Linked DNA regions of Homo sapiens: region 1 is linked to region 2. A link is a loop called in an ENCODE intact Hi-C map of the cell type or tissue named here. Cell type or tissue: chondrocyte. All regions are shown on one strand. Links, peaks and the distances in the headings refer to the core of each region. The heading gives the core; the rest is flanking DNA.

The links. A loop is a pair of places that touch in the nucleus more often than their neighbours do. Peaks named below come from ENCODE experiments on the same cell type or tissue, not always from the same donor. Only the 100,000 strongest peaks of a DNase experiment are listed, where the experiment ranks them.
Region 1: a loop joins it to region 2, with 2.6 times the contacts of the local background. A loop is called at or near these places in 18 of 110 quality-filtered maps.

Annotation. Positions count from the first base shown.
Region 1 is chr18:63,145,935-63,151,316 of GRCh38, reverse strand. All of the region lies in intron 2 of BCL2 (BCL2 apoptosis regulator), which reads left to right. Among named protein-coding and RNA genes, the nearest start is that of BCL2, 170 kb to the left of the region's middle. RefSeq lists enhancers at 114-283, 4,088-4,207, 4,441-4,941, 4,942-5,382. In chondrocyte, for the core only: no CTCF peak of the experiment used is centred there; no DNase peak of the experiment used is centred there.
Region 2 is chr18:63,235,939-63,241,320 of GRCh38, reverse strand. All of the region lies in intron 2 of BCL2 (BCL2 apoptosis regulator), which reads left to right. Among named protein-coding and RNA genes, the nearest start is that of BCL2, 81 kb to the left of the region's middle. In chondrocyte, for the core only: no CTCF peak of the experiment used is centred there; a DNase peak (open chromatin) is centred at 2,370.

The DNA.
Region 1 (5,382 bases), core at 90-5,089, 90 kb after region 2:
TCATGTTACAGATGCCCAGTAATTTCTGCTGGGTTAGATGTTAGTCAGTTGCAGGGTAGATTGGTGTTAGGGGAGGTAGCCCGGCCATAGGCAAAAAAGTAGCTTAGGGTCACCGCAGTCAGTGTGGAGAAGGGAATTTTGGGGGGAAATCTGGACAGACGAATTTGACCAATCTATGAGGCTAATTATAGAAAAAAACACAAGAAGGGGGAAAATTTCTTTCAGTAATTAGAGAGATGACAGAGAAGCAGGGAATGCCCCTGATTGCATTATAGAAGAGGAGATCAAGATGACTTCAGAAGTCATTTGCTGAAGGTACAAAGAGAGCTCAAGGTGAAAGGAGTCCCATTTTCCTTCTTGGTGGAGGCGCAGCTTAGTAACCTTTGAGGAGTGTTGCCTGTCTTGCTAGGAAAAATATGACAGGAGTAGCCCAGTGGAGGTTGGAGACCTAATACCCCTTCTCACCCCCAAACCTGATAACTCATTCTTAAGCATCAAATCTTATGTTATAGTCCAATATTTCTGGACATTTTTCTGCCACAAGGTCTCCAGAATGTGTTAGCTTAGCTTCAGCCTTATAGGAATTCATATTTAAATCGACTTCTTTTTTCCTACCTGGAGACTGCTGGAATATCAGACTAAAACAGCTCACGGGAAGGCTGAGCAGAGTCTAATTCTAGAACTTGTGGCATGTTCATGGGACACGGAAAATACATAGAAGTGATGGTTTCACAGAGAAAGGGAAAAGTCACTCCAGAGAAAACTGGAGGGAGCCAAGAAAATGCGGAGAGAAAGTGGGGAATGGCAACCTCAGACGCAGAGGGAAAGAAAAACAAGAGAAGACGTACGTTAGCAATAAAAGAAAAAAAACCATCACAATGCCCGTTGGGCAGGAAAGTGATTTTTCTGCTTTTCTTTCAGCCCTCCTGGGCCCACAGTATTGAAGATAGGAGCAGAGTGCATTCACTGGTGTCCACTCTTCAGCTGGGTGTTGCTGAAGAAGAGAGAAACCTTAGCCATCTTGCCACCAGGTCACTCTCTTTCTTTCGTTTTCAGGCTGACCCAAGCAAAATAGGGGAAAATTGCATCTGGACAAAGGAAACTTCTCTTTCTGTACCTAAAAGCCTCATGTCAGGCTGGGCGCGGTGGCTCACGCCTGTAATCCCAGCACTATGGGAGGCTGAGTCAGGAGGATCACTTGAGGTCAGGAGTTTCAGGCCAGCCTGGCCAACATGGTGAAACCCCAATTCTACAAAAAAACTACAAAAATTAGCCAGGCATGGCGGTGGGTGCCTGTAATCCCAGCCATTCGGGAAGACTGAGGCAGGAGAATTGCTTGAACCTGGGAGGCAGAGGCTGCAGTGAGCCGAGATCGCACCACTGCACTCCAGCCTGGGTAACTGACAGAGGGAGACGCTGTCTCAAAATAAATAAATAAATAAATAAATAAATAAATAAATAAATAAATAAATGCCTCATGTCAGGAGAACCCTTTCTGTAGAGAGCCATATAATTAAGCACTGTGTTTGTTCCAAACAAAAACTAGAGAAAGGGTTAAAAATCAATATTATTAGTGACATCTCCTCTCTTCTTCACTGTTAATCATCTGCCGGTCACTGTCATAACAGTGTTATTTTTCAGGCCTGAAATGAAAATTGGCGATTACATCAAGCAAAGAGTTTGAAAGGAAGGCTGGGTTACTGCATGATTATTCGGACTCTCCCTGTAAATACGTGAATAGTTCCAGCTTCCCCTCACATGGGTTGAGGGTAACAGAATGACATCTCCCTGGGCTAGAAGAGAAACAGAGACAGAACAAGCGAAAGTCGTCTGGCACCAGCCAACAGTTGCAACTTATACATATAGCCCGGGACCGGTATGGGTCTGTGGCCTGTTAGGAACAGGGCCGCACAGCAGGAGGTGAGCAGCTGGCGAGCATCACTGCCTGAGCTCCGGCTCCTGTCAGATCAGTGGCGACATTAGGTTTTCCTAGGAGTGCAAACCCTATTGTGAACTGTGCCCACAAGGGATCTAGGTTGTGTGCTCCTTATGGGAACCGAATGCCTGATGATCTGTGTTGGAACAGTTTCATCCTGAAATGATCCCCCACCCCATTCGTGGAAAAATTGTCCTCCACAAAACACGTCCCTGGTGCCAAAAAGGTTGTGGACTGCTGACATAAATGAGCTTGATTCTTTTCTCATAATGTAAACGTTATCAAAGAGACAGAGGTGTCAGCATAAGCACGTCGCTGCTCCATGCACACTTATGACTTCGTGGCTCTGGGCAGGCCCGTTTAGCTGGGAGTCATAGCTACATTTAGGGAGGCCGCGTGATTGAGTGGAAAGGCAGGATATTTTATGTCAGAATTCTGGGTTTGAGTTCTGGTTTCATAATTGATTAACTAGGTGTCCTTGGAAAAGTTACGTATTCTTGGTCATCTCTAAAAGAGGGGTGACAGCAGTAATAACTTATCTGTGGCTTGTTGGGAGGACCACACTAGATGATCTATATGGAAGCACTTTCTCAACAACAGCGTGCCATGTGAATATTTGTTTTTGTTTGTAATAGATACCTCTATAATAAGGAGAATGAGAAGGTTATTATTTCATCCTGTTTGTTCACTGTTTTTATTTAACAACTTTTTTTTTTTTTCCTACTACATTCCAGGCAGCAGGCCAGAGGCCAGGGAAATTCGTTGCCACTTCACAGTATCTCATTGCATCATTGAGAGGTTTACTCCTGATCCAGCACCGAAAGACCATTTTTGGCCTTTAAAAATAAAGTTGAAAGTCCAAGAGCCAGAAAGATTAAGGATTAAGCTAATTTTTAAAATAACAAATGTTTTCTTATATTCTTTTCTCATTTATATGGTGCTGGTAATTTTTTAAATTAGATTTTCATCTGGGCATTTTATATTAAAAATGATACAGTTCCCTGTCCCTTGTAATTGCATTTCTTTTGATTTTCTTTTATTATGACTCGCATATCACTGACACTTTTTTCCTGGAATGTTAAAAGTATACATCATCTGGCTAAAAGGAAAAAATACTGACTTAATAAAAATGGAAAAGAGAGAGAGAGAGAAAATGGATATTCTTCTCTTTTGGTTCCAAACAAGGCAAAGTCCTCATTCCTCGTTCTTCATACATGCCAAGGTTGATGTCACGGATCCAAACCAGTTTTGAGTTATCTGAAATGGGGGGGAGCGGGGAAGCGCAGTTCAACAATCTTCTGAAGCTTGAAAAACAAATTTGTCACAGTCTGATAACCCAAAAATGACTGATGGATTTTCTCTGCATTTTCCAAGCAGGGAGGGGTCGGGCATGGAGAATGAAACATTCTGAGAAAAGACTTAAATGTGGAAACTTTTGGTTCAAGAGGGTATTCTAGGAGATACAAGAAATATCTCCTGGGGGCATCCAAAGGGAATAACACTGTAATCTTGAGTGATGTATGGTTCCATTGCCCGAGGAATAGGGATGAAAACCATAAACTCCTTTGGTTGGGGTATTAACTTATCATCAAAAGTTACCATAAATAATGGATATTGTTTATGGCTGAGAAGTAGGACACATCCAGAGAAGACATCCCTTAATTTTTCATAAAATCATCTCAGTGTTATTGGAATATGTTTTTCATGCCATTTGAGCTGTCGGAGTATCTCTTGGGTAGATTCTTAAGCAGAAATAGTTGGGACTTTACAAACCCTGCCTGGGATTCTAATGTCTGGTGCCATGAAGATTTTGGCTTGTGTTTCTTTTGATGTCTAGAATATCAAGAACATTCCTAGCTTCTATATTACGGCAGGTCACGTCCCGGCTTCTTCTAGTAAAATCCCCTCTAGGATTCAAGCCTCTATTTGCACCGGTAATAAATGTGATGGCACATTGCGACTTTGAATGCAAGCCAGCAGGGCTGCAGGCACCTGTTTCTCCCAGTGCCCCAACTGTATCAAACCCTTTTCATCCTCCCTGCTTTTGATGCACAAACATAAAACGGAGTCCCAGAATCTAAAAGTGATGTCACTTGAGTGTCACCAAGGACCTTTAGAGGACCATGGGGCATCTCTTCCTGTTACAAATGAGGCTCTCAAAGCCTGGAAAGGTGAATCCCTGGACCACAAGTGGAGGAACTGAGAAAGGGTGCGTCGACACTCAGACCCCACAGCTTGCCATTGTGTGGCTTGTGATAGAACCAAGACATCAGAACAGACCAGCTTATCCGGTTATAAATCTAGGATAACATGATGAGCTTCAGAGCCAGGGGTTGAGCTCTCCTGGGACTCCTCCCCTCCAAAGGATGTGTTCCATTGCCAAACATTAAAAGCTCCGAATTCTTGTTTTCTCGCCAAAAGGTATTGTAGACATGATGGCAGTGAAATTATTTTTTTCGCATTTAAAGTTACCCTTAATAAAATCACTTTCTTCAGGTGGTGTACCAAGTTAGTAAAACATACCTGTTTGAATCTATATTCCATCAACCATGAACTTATGCCTGGGGATCAAAAATTTCTTAAAACCCACCAGGCGTGATCCTAATACTTTTTTCACAGTTTCTCGGGGTGTTTCAGTAGGTTAGGATTACCTCCAAAGACATTTAAATGATGTTTCTGGTTCAAACGGAAATGAAAAGCACATAAAATTGTAAGACATAAGAATTCCAAGAATTTGGCAGAGGTGAAAACACACAAAGAAAAGATGAAATTTAGACGTTTTTATTCTGCTCCTTTATCCAACACAAATCCCTCTCCAGTTGTCCCATAACCACAATGCCAGCATTTAACTCCTCAAGGGTTAAAGGAGGCTTGTAGAGCGGGCCTCTGGCTGACTCCAGCGTGGATCGCAGGCCTGGCGTCCTGTCAGACTTCCACGGTCAAATGGTAACCACACTGCCTCTAGTTACCTCGCTCCATTTCTTGGGGGGCTCAGGGACAGCCGCCATTTCCCCATCAGTGTCCACGACCAGCGTCCTTCTGCCAGGAGGCGGGCTGGAAGGTCCCTCGCAGCTATGGCCAAGCCCTGGCTGCGGCTGCAGAAGTCTCACTTGTTTCACTCGGCCAACACTTAATTTCTTTATGTATCTGAGGGAGTGGGGAATTAGTGTCTTCCAGGAAATTCAGGCTCTGAGTTTTCTGTCCTAGACTACAACAGGCAAATGGAGAACGGGTTGTGGGGATCGGAGCTGAGGAATGAACTTCAGCTGATAAAATGCAAGACAAGGAGGGAACAGGAAAGCAAAGGACAAAGTGAAGGAGAAAAAAATAAAGGGAATTTTGGCAGGGAAAAGGGATTTGGGAGATAGGACGGGAGTCCTGTCTGGGTTATAGTGAAGGCAGGGGAGAGAGGTTTGGGGGATCTTGGGGACCTGGGCCGTGTCCAG
Region 2 (5,382 bases), core at 69-5,068:
TGAATTTATTGCTATAGAGTTCCAAAACAACCCTTTAACATTTATGTTTTCTGCACTTTGTCTCATTATTGAAAATAACAAGCGCTATGTAAAAGCGTAAAGAATATACTGAGGTTTACAGCAAGGATAACCACCAAAGACCGGGAGTTAGAAAGCTATGGCCTGTGGGCCAAATCTTGCTCACCACGTGCTTTTGTAAATAAAGTTTTATTGGAACATAGCTATGCCCATTTGCTATGTATTGTCTATGTCTGCTTTCACACTGCAACATCAGAGTTGAGTAATTATGATAGAGACCATATGGCTTAAGATATTTGCTATCTGGTTTTTCACTGGAAATGTTTTCCAACCCATGCTATAGATATTTTCATGGTATTTATTTACTGACTCGTTTGTTCATTCTTTCAGTGGACACCAACCCTGTTAATGACGCTGGGGAATGTAAAGATAAGTACATCAGTCTCTAATTTCCAAGAGCTTATAATGTAACAGAGACAAGTTATGTACTCAAATAACAGAGACAAGTCATGTATTCATCTTTACCTCTGACCAGGCAGAATGCAGCACGTACTACAGACAAGAAATAGCTAAATTGCTGTGGTAGTTTAGAGATGATGAGAGCCTCCGACAAAGGCAGGGAATTGGGAAATGCACAAAGATATTGCTTCCATAACTGTGGCACACAGTGATTTCCCAATAGGGAACTTCATGAGAAATCAGGCTAATTTCCTTCATGGAATTTTATAAATTGTAGTATCCAAAAGAGTGGAAGTGATTTAGAATATTACTTTGTGTCCAGATTCCTTTATCTAGAAGCATATTTCCCCTGTAACTATGGGGATGATCATATTTATAGAAAATTTTTGAACATTTGAAGGAAGGCTTCCTTTATCAGGGTGGGAAGACAGAAGGAATTCCTTTTCTTTTTTGCTGATTGTTCACTTCACAGTGTAATATTAAATGCTATGGGTCTTAAAGAAAGGCTTCTGTGGGGAAACCCTCAAATATCAAGTGGACTATAAAAACAAGATAGGCTGGGTGCAGTGGCTCACAGCGGTAATCCCAGCACTTTGGGAGGCCAAGGTGGATGGATCACTTGAGCCCAGGAGTTCAAGACCAGCCTGGGCAAGGTGGCAAGACCCCGTCTCTACCAAGAAATACAAAAATTAACCAAACGTGGTGGCACGTCTGTAGTCCCAGCTACTTGGGAGTCTGAGGTGGGAGGATTGCTTGAGCCCAGGAGGGAGAGATTGTAGTGAGCCAAGTTTATGCCACTGCACTCCAGCCTGGGAGACACAGCGAGACCCTGTCTTAAAACAAACAAACAAAAAATCAAGATAAAATTATAGAACCCTAACCATGGAATAGCAGGACTCAGTGACAATTACATCTCTCTCTTCTCCACAATGCATGCGAGTGTGAACTGAGATTTTGGTAAGTTCCCATTTCCCTTTGGCCTATTGAACCCCTTTAAGGGTTCAGCCCCCAACCCTGGGAAGATTCCATGCATGAAAACTACCCAAATCCTCCCAGTTGGGATTAATGTGACCTGATAAAGAGTTCTGATTTTTTTTTTTTTTTGAGACAGAGTCTCTCTCTGTCTCCCAGGCTGGAGTGCAGTGGCGCGATCTCAGCTCACTGCAACCTCCACCTCTCGGGTTCAAGCAATTCTCCTGCCTTAGCCTCCCAAGTAGCTGGGATTACAGGCATGCATTGCCATGCCCGGCTAATTTTTTATTTTTGTAGAGACGGGGTTTCACCATGTTGGCCAGGCTGGTCTCAAACTCCTGACCTCAGGTGATCCGCTCATCTTGGCCTCCCAAAGGGCTGTGATTACAGGTGTGAGTCACTGCGCCTGGCCTGATTTTTGTGTCACCAGAATTGCCTTGTCCATTATTTGTGTTTTCCAAATATCTATTGAATTAACTCGAATTGGATGCAGACAGACATTGTGCACTCAAAACCTAGGTGATTGATTTGGAAAAAGATTCAAGACTTTTAGGTTAGTCTAAGAGATGCTCAGGGGAGGCCCCTTCCATTTTGCTTCCAGCAGGGTGTCAAAGTTATTGGCTAAATTCCAGCCTCCCTTTCTTTATACTCATAACAATAAAGGTACCAGCATGAATGCAGCAGAGTTTTGTTTTAGAATATAATCCTGTGAAGTTTTACCAGCCGAAAGCATAATATTTGGATGGATAAAATGTGTGTTTGGTGAGAAAGCTACTGAAGGAACATAATATTGGACCCCCAATCAGGTAATTTAAATGTTATAGGAAGCACCAAGCCCACCTATTTCACAGGCCCCCGCCTCTCCCCTACCCGGAGTAGCAGGGCTCCCGCAGTTAGCCATCCCACAGCTCTCCAGGGGCTCTGCTCTCTCGTTACCAAGAAGCACATGCCAGCCCGTCTCCCAGCGTTTCCTGGTCCTTTCACAATAGACAGATGGGGATGCTCCAGGTAGAGACAAAAGAGAACACACAATCCATACGCTCATCTTGCTGGTACCCTTCCGCTCCCTGAGCCCAAAGAGGAGAACCCAGCCCTCTGCGTAGGAAGAACACATTTCAAGGCATTTACTGACAAGTAGGTATAGTTACTGCATACACATGTGGAGGCTGCATTATATCAAAACTGTAAATAAACATAGACTCTGCACACTCCTTCAGGCCCCACCATGTATTTATGAATGGGATTGCTTCATCATTTTCTTTTAATGTCAGTAGCAGGGAAGTCAGAAAGCATTACCTCTAAAACGGGGACAGAACATTGCAAATACATACATTTCCAACCAGCTGTGGCAATAACCAGCAAACAAAATTACTTCACCCCGTTGTTATGGGCCCCATGCCTATGGGATTTTTCCTGAGTTTCTGATTTATAACAATCACTTTTGAAGGCCTCAAAATGCTTAGGTGAGATTAAATTACTGATTATCCAAAAGTTCTGTTTTCGCTGGAGTCTTTCTGGACGGCTGCTGATTCGGTCCCATTTAAAGCATTCGGTGGCATGAACTCACTCGGTTTCTGCCCACATCACTGCATTCCTGGGATGCCGTTCACAGGCCTTAGCAAGATCATCTGACAGCCGCCTGTGAGGTCAACGAACTTTATACATAATTAAACACTCCCAGTTAGGAGAATTCATTTCTTTCTCCCTGAGAAGCAGAGAAAGAATACATGTTGTGTTGCCCTCCATTACGGAGTAAAAGTTGTGTGGAGTAATCAGGCTAGTTTCACATGATTTAATGTTGAACCGAATAAGAAAGTGATTGCATCCTCTACTGGGCCTCACAGAAAAGTCACCACCCACATTGTTTATTCAGACTGGGATCTTGGCCATTTGGGGTTTAAGCCAGAAGAAAGAGGAAAAAAAAAAAATCCAACCCTGGAATGAACGCTTTTGAAACTCTGTATTCTTGATGAAATGCGGCCAAGGGTTCTTTTAAAAAAAACTATTTAAAATCAATTACCAAGATCATATTTTCATTTACAATGGGTTGTTAGCAACAGCTAATTCTCTGTTTCCATCCAGATTTGGTGTTTAAGCTTCAATATGCTGGTATTGGAATCCTTGCCGTGTTTTGTCTGGGTATCAGATGCTACCACCAAACTATGTGTGGGGAGTTGGGCAACTCTGACCTTTGACCAGCTTTCCATAAAATAACAAGGAAAGGTGTGAGGAGGCTAGGGATTGGGTGAAAACTAGCCTGAGGGATGGCAGTAAGTGAGCTTCACCAGGGGGATGAACATATAAAGGAGGCACTGAGGATATTGCTAAGGGTAAGAGAAAGCAAAAGACAGAATCATATGCCTTGGGAGGAGGGTCAGGCCCGTTAAGGCACCTAGTCCGTCTGTCTCTAGCCAGGACTGCAAGAAATCATCTCAGACATGCGATCTTGTATCGCATTTTTAAAGATCTCAAGAGGAGATTCCGGAACCTCCCTTGGTCATCCGCCCTATTATTTAACAATTCCTACAGCCAGGAAATTCTTTCTTATTTCCAGCCTAAAATGTGCATGTGGTGCAGCTTCAGGGGAGGTGATTGATCGAGGCCACGCCCACCTCCCCCCCGCCTGTTTACTCCTTGGATGGGATGGTGCATATGTCTTGCTTCTTCCTTAAAATGGGCCTCTCTCGGCCTCCATACCACAGTCCCCGGGCTGGGAGAGGGGTCGTGGTATAGAGGTGGGGTGGGGGCCGACCAGCGGCGTTTATGGGGACCAGCCGCCACCAGGAACTGTTGCTAGGCATTTTATGTATTTCCCAGAGGCAAGAGAACATAGCTGTGATGTGGCCAGGAGTGCGCCTCAAAACCACGTGCAAATAATAAATGCGGAAGCTCCCGTTTCAGATTTTAAAAGAAAAGAAAAGAAAAAATCCTGAAAAACAGAATGAAGAGTCTAGAATTTCACTGGCCTCGAGATGGTAGTCTACTCCTCAATTTTAAACAAGAAGAGCCCAGAGCAGAAAAGGGACCTGTCCCGGACAAGATCTCAGAGCTAATGCCCCTAAACGCAGCGCAGTGCCCTGTTCTTAATTTAGATAGGGTGCTGGAAAGGCGAAATCATGCTGGAACGGAGGCCATCGATCTCACTTCCTCCGGCCCCTTCCTCCTCTTCGGCAGATGCGCAGTGAATGGTCAGGCCCTCCGTGAGTGAATTACAGATTCATTGAAGAGCCGTCAGATGACTGGAGCAGTCTGGTTTCTTCCCTTTTTATCGAGTTCTGTCATTGTGTTCCTCAAACTGTGGTTTGTTCCAGAAAGGAAGAGGTTGTCTTCTTCACCCGCCTGCCCTAAGTTGCGTCAAGTTCCAGTTCCCTGTATTAAGTAAATTACTAAATGAGTGGAATGAACATCATAATGTCAAGGGTAGGGCGTTGACATTATGGGACAATAGACCACGAGCCCACTCTGTCAGCTTTTTGTCCCGCACCTCTATTATCTGTCAAATGATCATATTAACACTCTCCTACCTACTTTAGGGGGCTCCTAAAAACAAATATTTATTGACAGGTTATGTATTAGTCTGTTTTCATACTGCTATGAAGAAATACCCGAGACTGGGTAATTTGTAAAGAAAAAGTTTTAATGGACTCACAGTTCCACATGGCTGGGGAGGCCTCACAATCTGTGGAAGGTGAAGGAGGAGCAAAGGCACGTCTTACATGAGGGCAGGCAAGAGAGCCATGTGCAGGGGAACTCCCATTTATAAAACCATCAGATCTTGTGAGACTTATTCAATATACGAGAACTTGGGAAAAACCCACCTCCATGATTCAGTTGCCTCCCACCAGGTGCCTCCCATGATACGTGGGGATTATGGGAGCTACAATTCAAGGTGAGATTTGGGTGGAGACACAGCCAAATCATATCATCTTATAA